2 separate regions of the Homo sapiens genome follow, and region 2 is linked to region 1. Evidence: chromatin contacts called from ENCODE Hi-C or POLR2A ChIA-PET data. All regions are on one chromosome and are shown on one strand. Each heading gives the region's core, a stretch centred on a gene start or an enhancer-like site at or near the end of the contact. The rest is flanking DNA. Distances are from core to core; before and after follow the strand shown. Region 1 holds the start of RUSC2 (RUN and SH3 domain containing 2). Region 2 holds the start of NPR2 (natriuretic peptide receptor 2).

What was found. Hi-C counts contacts between places; a loop is a spot of excess contacts on that map. ChIA-PET counts read pairs that join two places held with the same protein, here RNA polymerase II (POLR2A). Pooled maps may share reads with other maps.
Region 2: a loop to region 1 is called in a pooled map, with 2.0 times the contacts of the local background. The contact joins the promoter of NPR2 here to the promoter of RUSC2 in region 1. A Hi-C loop is called at or near these places in 1 of 168 maps with a recorded cell type or tissue (mammary epithelial cell) and 4 of 50 pooled maps. POLR2A ChIA-PET finds 5 or more read pairs at or near these places in 1 of 52 experiments (BJ).

Annotation. Positions count from the first base shown.
Region 1 is chr9:35,486,754-35,492,443 of GRCh38, forward strand. RUSC2 (RUN and SH3 domain containing 2) reads left to right here and starts at 3,358. Exons shown (of 12, transcript NM_014806.5): 1 at 3,358-3,419. LOC105376026 (a long non-coding RNA gene) reads right to left here and starts at 4,874. Exons shown (of 2, transcript XR_929580.4): 1 at 4,678-4,874; 2 at 4,366-4,503. RefSeq lists a silencer at 3,027-3,326.
Region 2 is chr9:35,787,151-35,792,840 of GRCh38, forward strand. It overlaps NPR2 (natriuretic peptide receptor 2), which reads left to right and starts at 4,441. Exons shown (of 22, transcript NM_003995.4): 1 at 4,441-5,690. The coding sequence starts at 5,259. It also overlaps a transcript of RGP1 not described here.

The DNA.
Region 1 (5,690 bases), core at 2,108-4,607:
TCCTGCTGGGCCTCAGAAAGAAGTGGAACCAGCTGCTGGAAGGTCCCAAGAACCTAGGGAGCAGTCTTTTTGTGTCTAGACTTGCTTCTCTGTGTGCAACTGATTGATCTTCTTTCTCAGCAAACTGGTTTTCAATGCTGCTCAGGCCAAATGGGCAAGTAGAAGATGACTACTGCATAGCTCCCAAATTACCCTTAAGTCCAATTTAAGTCTGAGCAGAGATGTAGCTCTTTGTCTCCCAATTCCAAATTCTTAGAGAAGTAATTCTAATTGGCCTGGTTTGGCTTAATTCCCCAACCCAGACTATTTAACTGGGGGATCACACTGTGCAAACATGCAATTCCTCATTGGTTCCCCACTGGCAATGCTAGCTCTCTCCATGTCACCCTTATTTAAGCCCTTAGAACTTTATTTCTAACATTCATATTTGATCTTGTCATTCCTGCCTCTGCAATAAAGCCCTTCAGTATCTCTCCCAACTCCTTAGTAGTCATAGGCGTTTCATCACCAAACCCTGACCAGCTCTCCTCAGCTGTCTCCGTTGCCTCCCACACTTCTCAATCACATTGGTCATTTTGCCCCTCAGTTCTTTTGCACATGCCAATTCTCTCTTTACCTCCCACTCATTCTTCAAAATTCAGCTCACACCACTTCTGTGAAGCCTGAAGACAAGCTACATATCCTGACATTTATCTGCTTCCTTGACTGTGACCCCAGTCTCTAACTCTTTCAGTGAGTATGGAACCTAGAACAGAGTCTTCTATTTTTTTTTTTGAGACAGAGTCTTGCTCTGTTGCCCAGGCTGGAGTGCAATGGCGCAATCTCAGCTCACTGCAACCTCCGCCTCCCAGGTTCAAGTGATTCTCCTTCCTCAGCCTCCCGAGTAGCTGGGATTACAGGCATGCGCCACCACACCCGGCTGATTTTTGTATTTTGAGTAGAGACGGGGTTTTACCATGCTAGTGGTCTCAAACTCCTGACCTCAGGTGATCCGCCCGCCTCAGCCTCCCAAAGTGCTGGGATTACAGGCGTGAGCCACCGCGTCTAGCCTAAGAGTCTTCTCAATGGGTGATATGGTTTTGTTAGTGGTGGAAGAGGTCTGAGTTACCCCAAGTTACCTGCAGCCTATCCTTATGGGTCTGTAGCAACTTTAGTCCTTGCTTCATCAGAAGAAAGAATTCGACTGTGGGGCAGAAAGCAGAAAAAGAGACCAAGGCAAGTTCCAGAGTAGGAATGGAAGTTTATTTAAAAAGGCCTTAGAACAGGAAAGAAAGGAAGGTGCGCTTGGAAGAAACCCAAGCGGGCACGTGAAGGTTAAAGAGAGAAGGTCAAGTGCCTAACCAAGATCCTAGGACTTTTACAGGCTGGCCTCTTTCCCATGATTCTTCCCTTAGAGTGGGCTTCCCGAATGCGCAGTGCTTTCCTTCCCGTTTTCCGGTGGAGGGTGCCCCCAGGAGATCATACGTCACCATTTTTGTCTCTTAACACGCATGCCCAGAAAGTTGCTTCTCCCTGAGGCCTGCATTCAATTAGCATTTTGATGTTAACATGTGTGGACCATCAGGAAATGGCCTCTCCCTGGCCCAGCCGAATTATCCTTTTTAAAGAAGCAATGAGGTAATTATGGAACTGTCACTGGTAGAGGGTCTGACTGCAAGTTGTCCAGGTTCTTGGCGTTTTGAACAAAGAATTGGACAAAACGCCCAGCAAAGCAAAGAAAGAATGAAGGAACAAAAGAAGGAAAGCAGGGATGTATTGAAAACGAAAGCACACTCCACAGTGTGGGAGCAGCCGGAGCAGCGGCTCAAGGGCCAGGAAACAGAATCTTCTTGGGTCCAAATACCCCCTAGAAGTTACCCGCCACTTCATGCTCACCTCATGTAAATGAATTCGTAGCCTGCAATCAGTCTGATTGGTTGCAGAAAGCAGCCAAGCAGAGGCTGAAGTGAAGTTACAAAGGTCGCACACCTGTGCAAACATCTGATTGGTTGCAAGAAGCAACCAATCAGAGGCTAGGGTGAAGTTACAAAGTTATACTTCTATGCAAAGTTAGACTCGGCTGCAGTCAGTCTAATTGGTTGCAGATAGCCAATTTCCCATCTGCTGGGCAGAAAAGTTGGGTGGGGGGTTTGTTACTTAGGTGTGGAAAGTTAGGGTTTTCCTTTCAATTTAGTTCCAGGAAGTTGGCATGAACCAGTCTTAGGTTCCCTGCCTCCAGTCCCTATTCTCCTGCCTCAGAACCATCACCCAACATCCCTAGTGGGTAGCAGGGGAGAACCCTCTCCTGCCCCGCTCATGCCTAACTACCTGTAACAGTTTGGCTGTGTCCCCACCCAAAATCTCATCTTGAATTGTAATTCCCATAATCCCCCTGTGTCAAGGGCGGGAACAGGTGGAGGTAATTGGATGATGGGGCTGGTTTCCCCTGCGCCCTTCTCGTGACAGTGAGTGAGTCCCACAAGATCTGATGATTTTATAAGCGTCTGGCATTTCCCTTGCCTGCACTCACTCTGTCCTGCCACCCTGCGAAAAGGATGGCTACTTCTTTGCCTTTTGCCATGATTATAAGCTTCCTGAGGCCTCGCCAACAATGCGGAACTGTGAGTCAGACCTCTTTCCTTCATAGTATTTCTTCATAGCAGTGTCAGAACGGACTAATACAGTGGGTTTCCCATAACATTTGCAGGACTGCCTGCCCCATCCCCCTCTGGCTGTAAACAGCAGGAGTCACACACAGGCATCTTCCATGTCCCCCACACATCCGGCCCTGAAGGGCAGGGGGCGCATGGGTTCTACGTTTCATCAGGGGTTCCGAACCCTGGCTATGCACTGGAGGCCAACCCCACCTCACCCCACCCCACTCCACCCCAGTGGTTCTGAGTCGGTCCAGTGTGAGGTCAGCCCTCCTTCTGTTGTTTGGTTAGTTTCCACACTAGGTTCTACTGGGAAGCCAGCGTTGAGAACCGCCGCCTCAGGCGAAGCTGGGACTCACACCCACCGGCCCTGGAGGCCCGCGGAAGGTTTCCCTGGGTTCCAGCACCCGGGAGCCGCGCGTCGCCAGGCACCACCCCGCGGGGGCGGGCGCGGGCCGCAGAAGATTGGGCCACGGCGGAAGCCTCTCCGCTCCCTTAGCGGGAAAGCTCTGCGCGTGACTCGGCTGCGCCCATCGCTGCGGGAGCCGGGGAGGGGGCGAGCACCTTAGGCCGGGCGGACCGAACCAACGCGCCGCCCGGAGGGGCGGCCTGAGGGCAACCCAGATCGGACCATCGCGCCACGCCGACAGGGGCCGGCCTTTCCAACCCGCCCGGAGGGAGGGGCCGCCGGCGCCTCTAGCCTGCAACGCGACCCCTGGAGGGCGAGACACGCCGCCGCCGCCGCCGCCGCCGGCGCGGAAGGACGAGGCTGAGGCGAGAAACGAGGTAGGAACGCCTCTCCGGAGGCGGGCAGGGTCCCACAGACCCACTGCCCCGCGTTCCAAGGTCTCCCTTAGGGGAGGGCCTGTCTTCCCACCTATGTGCCTTCAGCGCCTGCCCTTCCCTTCAGCCCTTCCCCCTCGGCTGCACCCGCCCTCTGCGTCCGCCCCGACCCCCTGGGCAGACCTCGTCCCCAGCCCTTCTGACCCTTGGCCTTCTCCTGACCCTTCAGCTCTGCGTCCACCGGACCTTCAAACACCCAGCACCCACCGTCCCTTTGGGCGCCACCCCAGATGCATCCCCAACCGTCTCCTCAAACTGCCCCCTTGGGGACACCCTCCCCCCACAAAACGACTCGCGCCCAGTAGTCACCTTGGTACCCCAAGTCCCTGTGACGGCTTTGGGGAAGCGTGGCCGCCCGGCACCCAGGCCGGCGACTGCAGCGGGGGCCTCCCTACTGCCAGTTCCCGGCCGGGTCCTCTGCTCCCTCCACCCTTTTAGCCCCTGCCTCCCTTTATTATCCGCCCGGCGCCGGCGTTGCTTCAGTCTCTGTCTCTCTGTCATCCAGTTTTACCTGGAGAAAACCTTTGGCTTGGCAGTAACCGTCCCCTACTACTGCACTCACTTGCCGCGAAGGGCACGGTGATCCTGTTGCCCACAGTTGGCTGTGGCCCTCCAGGCCGGCCCTGCGGACACGGGGAACTGTCCTGGGGGCAAGGACGGTACACTACTCATCTTTGTATCCCCGGTCCCCAGCACGGTGCCTGGCACATGGTAGTGTTGCTGGTGGAGGGTCTTCACTACCAGTTGTCCTTTGCGTTTTGAACAAGTAATTGAGCAGCGGAGGAATGAAACGCAGGAACAAGTAGATCTGAGTCAGGCAAGGATTACCACTATGTGAACAGTGTCCGTGATAAAGAACACAGGCCTTAAAAAAAAAAAAAAGGCGGAATTTACAAAGGACAAAGGGCCTGAAACCTGTTTTTATTTATTCCTAGGTGGGTGACCTGAGCAGATTTAGTTTCCTGGGGGTTTGGGTTCCACGCGGAAGCAGGTGGTATCGCTGAGGGATGAAACAATGGCTGGAAAGCTGTAGGAGTTGATAAGGTAGAAAGTAGTTACCTAATTAGTAGTGGCATTATTGTAACTGGGGCTCAAAGTATTAGCAAATAAAAGTAGTGACTGGATTTTCTTAGCCGGCTCCTTAGATATTAAGCAGTGGTGGATGGCTTAATGGAAGGAAGAGCAGATCCAAACAGTATACCTGGTATTCTGTTAGTTATGCCCGTCCTGCTGTATGGCCAGCCACTGTTTCTCTTCTGTTTTGAGCCAGGTTAGGATCCCTCTGATTTCTGTGCTGGTATTTAAGATTCCTTTTTGAAGCCACAGTTGCCTTAACTGGAGGCTGGACATGTTCTCATTCATCCATTGCTAGTTTTGATGTATCCTTTTCCGCTTTCTGTCTCCCACCCTCTTACATGTCTTTATAAAGTCTTGGATCAGGCCAGGCACAGTGGCTCAGCCTGTAATCCCGGCACTTTGGGAGGCCCAGGTGGGCGGATCACTAGAGGTCAGAAGTTCAAGATCAGCCTGGCCAACATGGTGAAACCCCATCTCTACTAAAAATACAAAAATTACCGGGCATGGTGGTGTGCACATGTAGTCCCAGCAACTCAGGAGGCTGAAGTCCCAGCAACTCAGGAGGCTGAGGCAGGAGAACCCCTTGAACCTGGGAGGCAGATGTTGCAGTGAGCTGAGATCATGCCACTGCACTCCAGCCTGGGTGACAGAGCAATGCTCTGTCTCAAAATAAAGCCTTGGATCATAGAAACCCAGTGTGGGGAGGGGCTCCTGATCTGGATGGATTAAGCAATACAATTTTTTTTTAACAGTATCTTTTTAATGGCCTTTTCTACTTTTTCCTGTCTAGGCTTCCTGTTAAGACCTCAGTTACCCCAGAACACCCTGGGTTATTTTTCTCCTCACCTCCAATACTTCAGTGTTGCCAGATAAAACGCAGAGTGCCCAGTTAAATTTGAATTTCAAATAAACAACAGGGAGTCCTGTATTTTTACTTGCTAAATCTGGCAAGTTCATGGGAGGGCTTATGTGTTCTATTTTTCTCTCTGGGCTTATCTGCAAATTTAGGATAATAACTCACCCTTTTCTTCCTGTTACTCATACACAATGACTATGCACCCTGCTAAAAGTCACTTGACTGAAGAGATGGTTCACTTCATGTTAGGGTAAGGGCAGGCTATCTAGAAATGGTCTTGA
Region 2 (5,690 bases), core at 3,191-5,690, 300 kb after region 1:
ATATTTTGAACTTACAAAGATGTATATGAATTCAAAGTAAAAACCCTTGACCCTTTAAACAATCACAGCAGCGCCCACCGCTGCCCCCTTTTTTTTTGAGATGGAGACTCACTCTTTCCCCCAGGCTGGAGTGCAGAGGTGCAGTCTCGGCTCACTGCAACCTCCACCTCCCAGATTCAAGCGATTCTCCTACCTCAGCCTCCTGAGTAGCTGGGATTACAGGTGCCTGCCACCACGCCCAGGTAATTTTTGTATTTTTAGTAGAGATGGGGTTTTGCCATGTTGGCCAGGCTGATCTTGAACTCCTTACCTCAGGAGATCTGCCTGCCTTGGCCTCCCAAAGTGCTGGGATTACAGGCATGAGTCACCATGCCTGGCCCACAGCAGCCCTTTGAGGCTGTTGAATATCTGTGAGAAGATGAACTGGATCTTAGATCTACAACCATACTGTGCACTGCTGCGTGGCTGGGAGGGAAGTAGGAGTTGGAGGGGAACTGGAGGTTTGACCTAATTTCAGGATTCTGTCTCTCCCTTATGGGGCTAAAATAAAGAATGCAGAATTTGAGTAAAGTCTCTATTTGCTTTCTATATACTTTGCTACATTTCTTTTTCTACATTACTTTCTCCTTTTCTATTGAGATGTGTTGTGAAGTGTATCTTTCCTGCCTTATTTGATCTACCTTTCTATGGCTGTTCTCTGCCCTCTGTTGGCAGGTTCTCTTGGACCTGTCCGTCTGTGTGCAGGGGACAATTGCATGGAGTCAAAGCCCATTTCTGCTAGTCAGGTCAGCAGAGAAGATATTTTGTTTTCTGGAATTCTGTAGGCCTGGGAGGCATGATCTGGTGTAGAACAAACCTGAGGATCCAGATTCAGCTGCACAAATAGGTTTGTTATAAAACGTTTAATGCTGTCAGTTTGGGGCATCAGAGCCTATCACGAAAATTAGCATGAGCCCGAATCCCATGGTGGTTGCAGAGCTCAACTAGGGTCTTGAGGCACCTTTGGCCTGAGTGTAACCAGGATTAGGATTTCTTTTGAAGAAGGGACAGGGCAGCTTGGAAACCATAGGAGATTCTAGCAGCTGGCCAATTTGATGCTCTGCAGTTTAGTTCTGGATCAGAAATAAGGTGTTTGGGGCCGGGCGTGGTGGCTTACGCCTGTAATCCCAGCACTTTGGGAATCTGAGGCGAGTGGATCACTTGAGGTCAGGAGTTCGAGACCAGCTGGCCAACATGGTGAAACGCTGTCTCTACTAAAAACAAAAATTAGCTGGGCATGGTGGCGGGCGCCTGTAATCCCAGCTACTTGGAAGGCTGAGGCAGGAGAATCACTTGAACCTGGGAGATGGAGGTTGCAGTGAGCCGAGATTGCGCCACTACATTCCAGCCTGAGTAACAGAGTGAGACTCTGTCTCAAAAAAAGAAAAAAAAAAAAAGAAAAAGAAAGAGGGTGTTGATTGACCCTATCCAGAAGAAATTATAGCTGGTATCTGTTTGTGGATTAGAAGAAGGCCATGACAGTGCTACAAAGAGAAAGTTGGACCCTAGCTGGTTGCTGCTTAGGCCAGTAGAATCTAGATTTCCTAGGTTTTCTATGTATTGCAGCATGGTCACCAAATACAGCCAAAATATTATTGCCCATATCAATGACAGCAGTGATAGCTTGGATAGTGGGATATATACATAACCGAAGTTCTCATTTATTTAATATTTTCAGCTTTCCCTCAAACATGAAAAAATAAACACCAAAAGCCTTTCACTGTGTGTTAATAAAAAACCTCATTAGGGGATTTATCTTTTATCTCCCCACTCCTTCCCACTTCCCTTTTGTCTTTTAAATTTTATTTTTAGTTTTTACTTATGTTTTCTTTTCCTTTCTTTCTTTCTTTTTTCTTTTGAGATGGAGTCTTGCTCTGTCGCACAGTGGCGCGATCTCTGCTCACTGCAATGTCCGCCTCCCAGATTCAAGCGGTTTTCCTGCCCCAGCCTCCCAAGTAGCTGGGATTACAGGTGCCCACCACCACGCCCAGCTAATTTTTGTGTTTTTAGTAGAGACGAGATTTCACCTTGTTGGCCAGCCTAGTCTCGAACTCCTGACCTCAAACAATCCTCCTACCTTGGCCTCCTAAAGTGCTGGGATTACAGGCGTGAGCCACTGCACCAGGCTCCTTCCACTTCCTTTTTTTTTTTTTTTTTTTTTGAGACAGGGTCTTGCTGTCACCCAGGCTGCCTCTATCCTCTGGGATCAAGCGATCCCCCCACCTCAGCCTCCCAAGTAGCTGGGACCACAGGTTCGTGCCACCATATCTGATTGATTTGTTTGGTTTTTAATAGAGATTATAGGCATTACAGGCAAGAGCCACCGTGCCTGGCCCCTTCCTACTTTCTAGTTAACTGGCCAACTGGGAGGAAAAGGGAAAGGCAAGATGCTTGAATGTTTAATCCCTAACATAATGAAGAATAGTCCTTAATGTTCAGAATAATGACATATGATGCACTTGTACTTGCGTAGGAGTCTGGGTGACAGTGGTGGCTGATCCTCACTGAGGGCTGCAGGTGTTCCAGAGAGACTTGCCTGGGTTTGGTGGCTATTATATTGTAAGCACAGCTTTCTACAGTAAGTTCCATGAGTCAGCAAAATATCTATAAAGAGCCTCTCCTTGGAGACCATGAAACCTGCATTTTAATCTCTCTTTTGCAACTAAAAAGCCATGTGGGATTGGGGGAGAGGAGCAAGTAAGGACACTGCGACCTTCCTCTCTGGGATTTGGTTTTCAATTATCTTTAAATGAGAGGGCTAAACAATATATTTATATGATCCTCTTAGCCCTGCCATTCTGTAATTCTTTCAGGAATTTTGTCATTTTGGATTTGCTTGTCTCATAAAACAATGTGTAGTTGCTTAAAAATCAACTATTCTATTTGGTTGACTTGGTCTAAAGTATTTCTCATGTTGTCTCGTCATTCTTTTGACTGTTCCTTTTTTTTTTTTTTGCCTTGGCCAGATAGGACAAAATTCCTTTTCACTGCAGTATTGGGAGCCTGGAACTAGAGTTACCAACCCCTCTGCGTTAAAGAAGGAGCTGTCCTGAGGCTTCCATCTCTACTGGGCTTGAGGCAAGAACATTGTTAGGGACGGCCTGCTCTTGGCCTCTGTGCCCCAGGGATTGCAAATGCATGTTCCTCAAAGGTAAGGGCTGTATCATTCGGCTTTCTTTGTATTCACAGGTACAGCTTGTGCTAGGCAGCCGGTGTTCAATAAATATCGTGCCTAAGGATAAAGTGGCATTGTCCTTAATTTCCCCCACCAAACCACTAGGTGTCGCCTTCATCTCAGGGAAACCATGCCCGTCCTCGCCCTATACACTCCCACCCCACTCCAGGGCTCCAGGAGCGCTCTTAGCTTGTGATTTCTGGAGAAATAGCTTGAAGGGGGGAGAGAAACCGTGGCTCTTAGCGCGGGCAGAGAATGGGCTTATGTGCATGTCCTTTATGACAGTTGGAGAAAAATCCCCAAGGTCCCATAGCAGTCCCTCTCAGCCACCATGAGATCATCCCTCACAAGCTGTTCTTGGGGTCAGATTGGCACTCCAGATATGAGGGCCCTAGGGAGAGCTTCCTAAGGGAAGCTGGGAGCAAGGTGGAACCCCAGGAGAGCGTGGATGGGCTTCCACTGCGGGGAGTGTCCCGCCGGTCCGTTACAGGCTTTCCCCAGGCGCCAGCCTGCGCTGTGCAGGAGACAAAAGAAAATCGAGGCCCTGACTGAGCAGATGGTGCGGAGGAAGCCGGGCGGGCTGCGGTGGGCCTCTGAGGACACGAGGAGGGCAGGGGGCATGGAGACAGCGGGGGGCCGAGAGTTGAGTCCCAAGCAAGAAGGAGCCTCGTGGACTTTCTAAGGACTGGTGGGAAGTGTACAGCAGGGGCCCCTGGCTGCTGGAGGGGCCCGTCCAGGGAGCGGGCATGGTCCGCGGTGGAGTAAGCCGCACTGCCGTCGGGAGGGCGCTATGGTTTGCTAGGTGAGGGGGCTGGTGAGGATACCACACGTCTGGGGATCCTCGACTGCTTCCTGGAGACTGGAACCACTGAGGGACTCAGGGAGTTCAGAGGGGAGACCCAAGAAGAACGGGCTGAGCGAGGGGGAGAGGACAAACCCTGGGGTCGCTGGCGTGTGTGAGATGGAAATGGAAGGAGGGGCGGCAGGGGGACCAGGGGCGTGGGGGAGACCAGGGTAGGCCCTGAGAGTGAGGGAGCGCCCGGGAACCCTGCTGGCCGGCGAGGCCTTGGTGCGGAGCCCCCAAGTGCTCACCGGGGTGGGTTTGGGACCTGGCGGTCCCGAGCGCCCGGGTGGGGGGTGGGGGAAGGCAGCCGGCGCCGGAGGGTGGGGCCGGGAGGGAGGAGGAGAGGCAGCGGGGGAGGGGCGGGGGCGGGCGGCCTGCCCGGGGGAGTCGCACTCGGCCGCCGGCGCAGCGAGCGGAGACGGGCCGGGCCGAGGCGACCTGACCCGGACGAGCGGCGCGCGCGGGGCCCAGGCGGGGGGCGGGAGGAAGCGCCGGGCAGCGCCGGCCGCCAGGGCCCAGGAGAAGCGGAGCAGAGAGGAGCGGGGACACGGGCGGGGCCGCCGTAGCTCCGGATGGGACCAGCGCCCGGGCCCGTTAGTCCAAGCAGGAGCTCCGGGAGAATCCTTCACAGGGAGATTTACCCCTGCCTTCCCCTGCCCTCCGGCCCAGGCCTCGCTTCGCTCCCCGCCTGCCCATGATCCCAGTCCTTCCGCGGCGCGGGCACCCTCCCACCTTACCCCCTTGGTCCTATGTGGCGCAGCGCCCTCCTGCCCTCCCGGCCCTTTCAGCTGTGAGGTTCCCCCAGGCCGTTTCTTTGTACCACCCGCCCCCCACCCCCACCCCATCCCAGTCCCAGATCCCCTTTTCCTTCTCAGCTTTAGATTTATCAGGCTTCTTCACCTCGCACTGTCCCCATCCTGGCCGCAGGCCCCCTCGGTCCCTCCCTCCCCCTGCCACCCCGTTCTCAGTCCTCAGTCCTTGCCCTAGGCTGGTAGCCCACTCCTTGCCCGCCCCCCGCCTTCCTCCCATCTCCCCCTCCTCTCCCCGGCCCCCAGCACCTTCTGCATCCCAGCCTACCTAGCCTACTCCTCCTCTTCCTGGCCCTCTTCCCCAGGCTCCAGGCTGGGGGGTGCTCGCGTCTCCCCTGTAGGCCAGAGCAGCCCCAAGTTCTGGGGGCGGTGGGGCTGCTGCTTTATCCCCATGGCGCTGCCATCACTTCTGCTGTTGGTGGCAGCCCTGGCAGGTGGGGTGCGTCCTCCCGGGGCGCGGAACCTGACGCTGGCGGTGGTGCTGCCAGAACACAACCTGAGCTATGCCTGGGCCTGGCCACGGGTGGGACCCGCTGTGGCACTAGCTGTGGAGGCTCTGGGCCGGGCACTGCCCGTGGACCTGCGGTTTGTCAGCTCCGAACTGGAAGGCGCCTGCTCTGAGTACCTGGCACCGCTGAGCGCTGTGGACCTCAAGCTGTACCATGACCCCGACCTGCTGTTAGGTCCCGGTTGCGTGTACCCTGCTGCCTCTGTGGCCCGCTTTGCCTCCCACTGGCGCCTTCCCCTGCTGACTGCGGGTGCTGTGGCCTCTGGTTTTTCGGCTAAGAATGACCATTATCGTACCCTGGTTCGCACTGGCCCC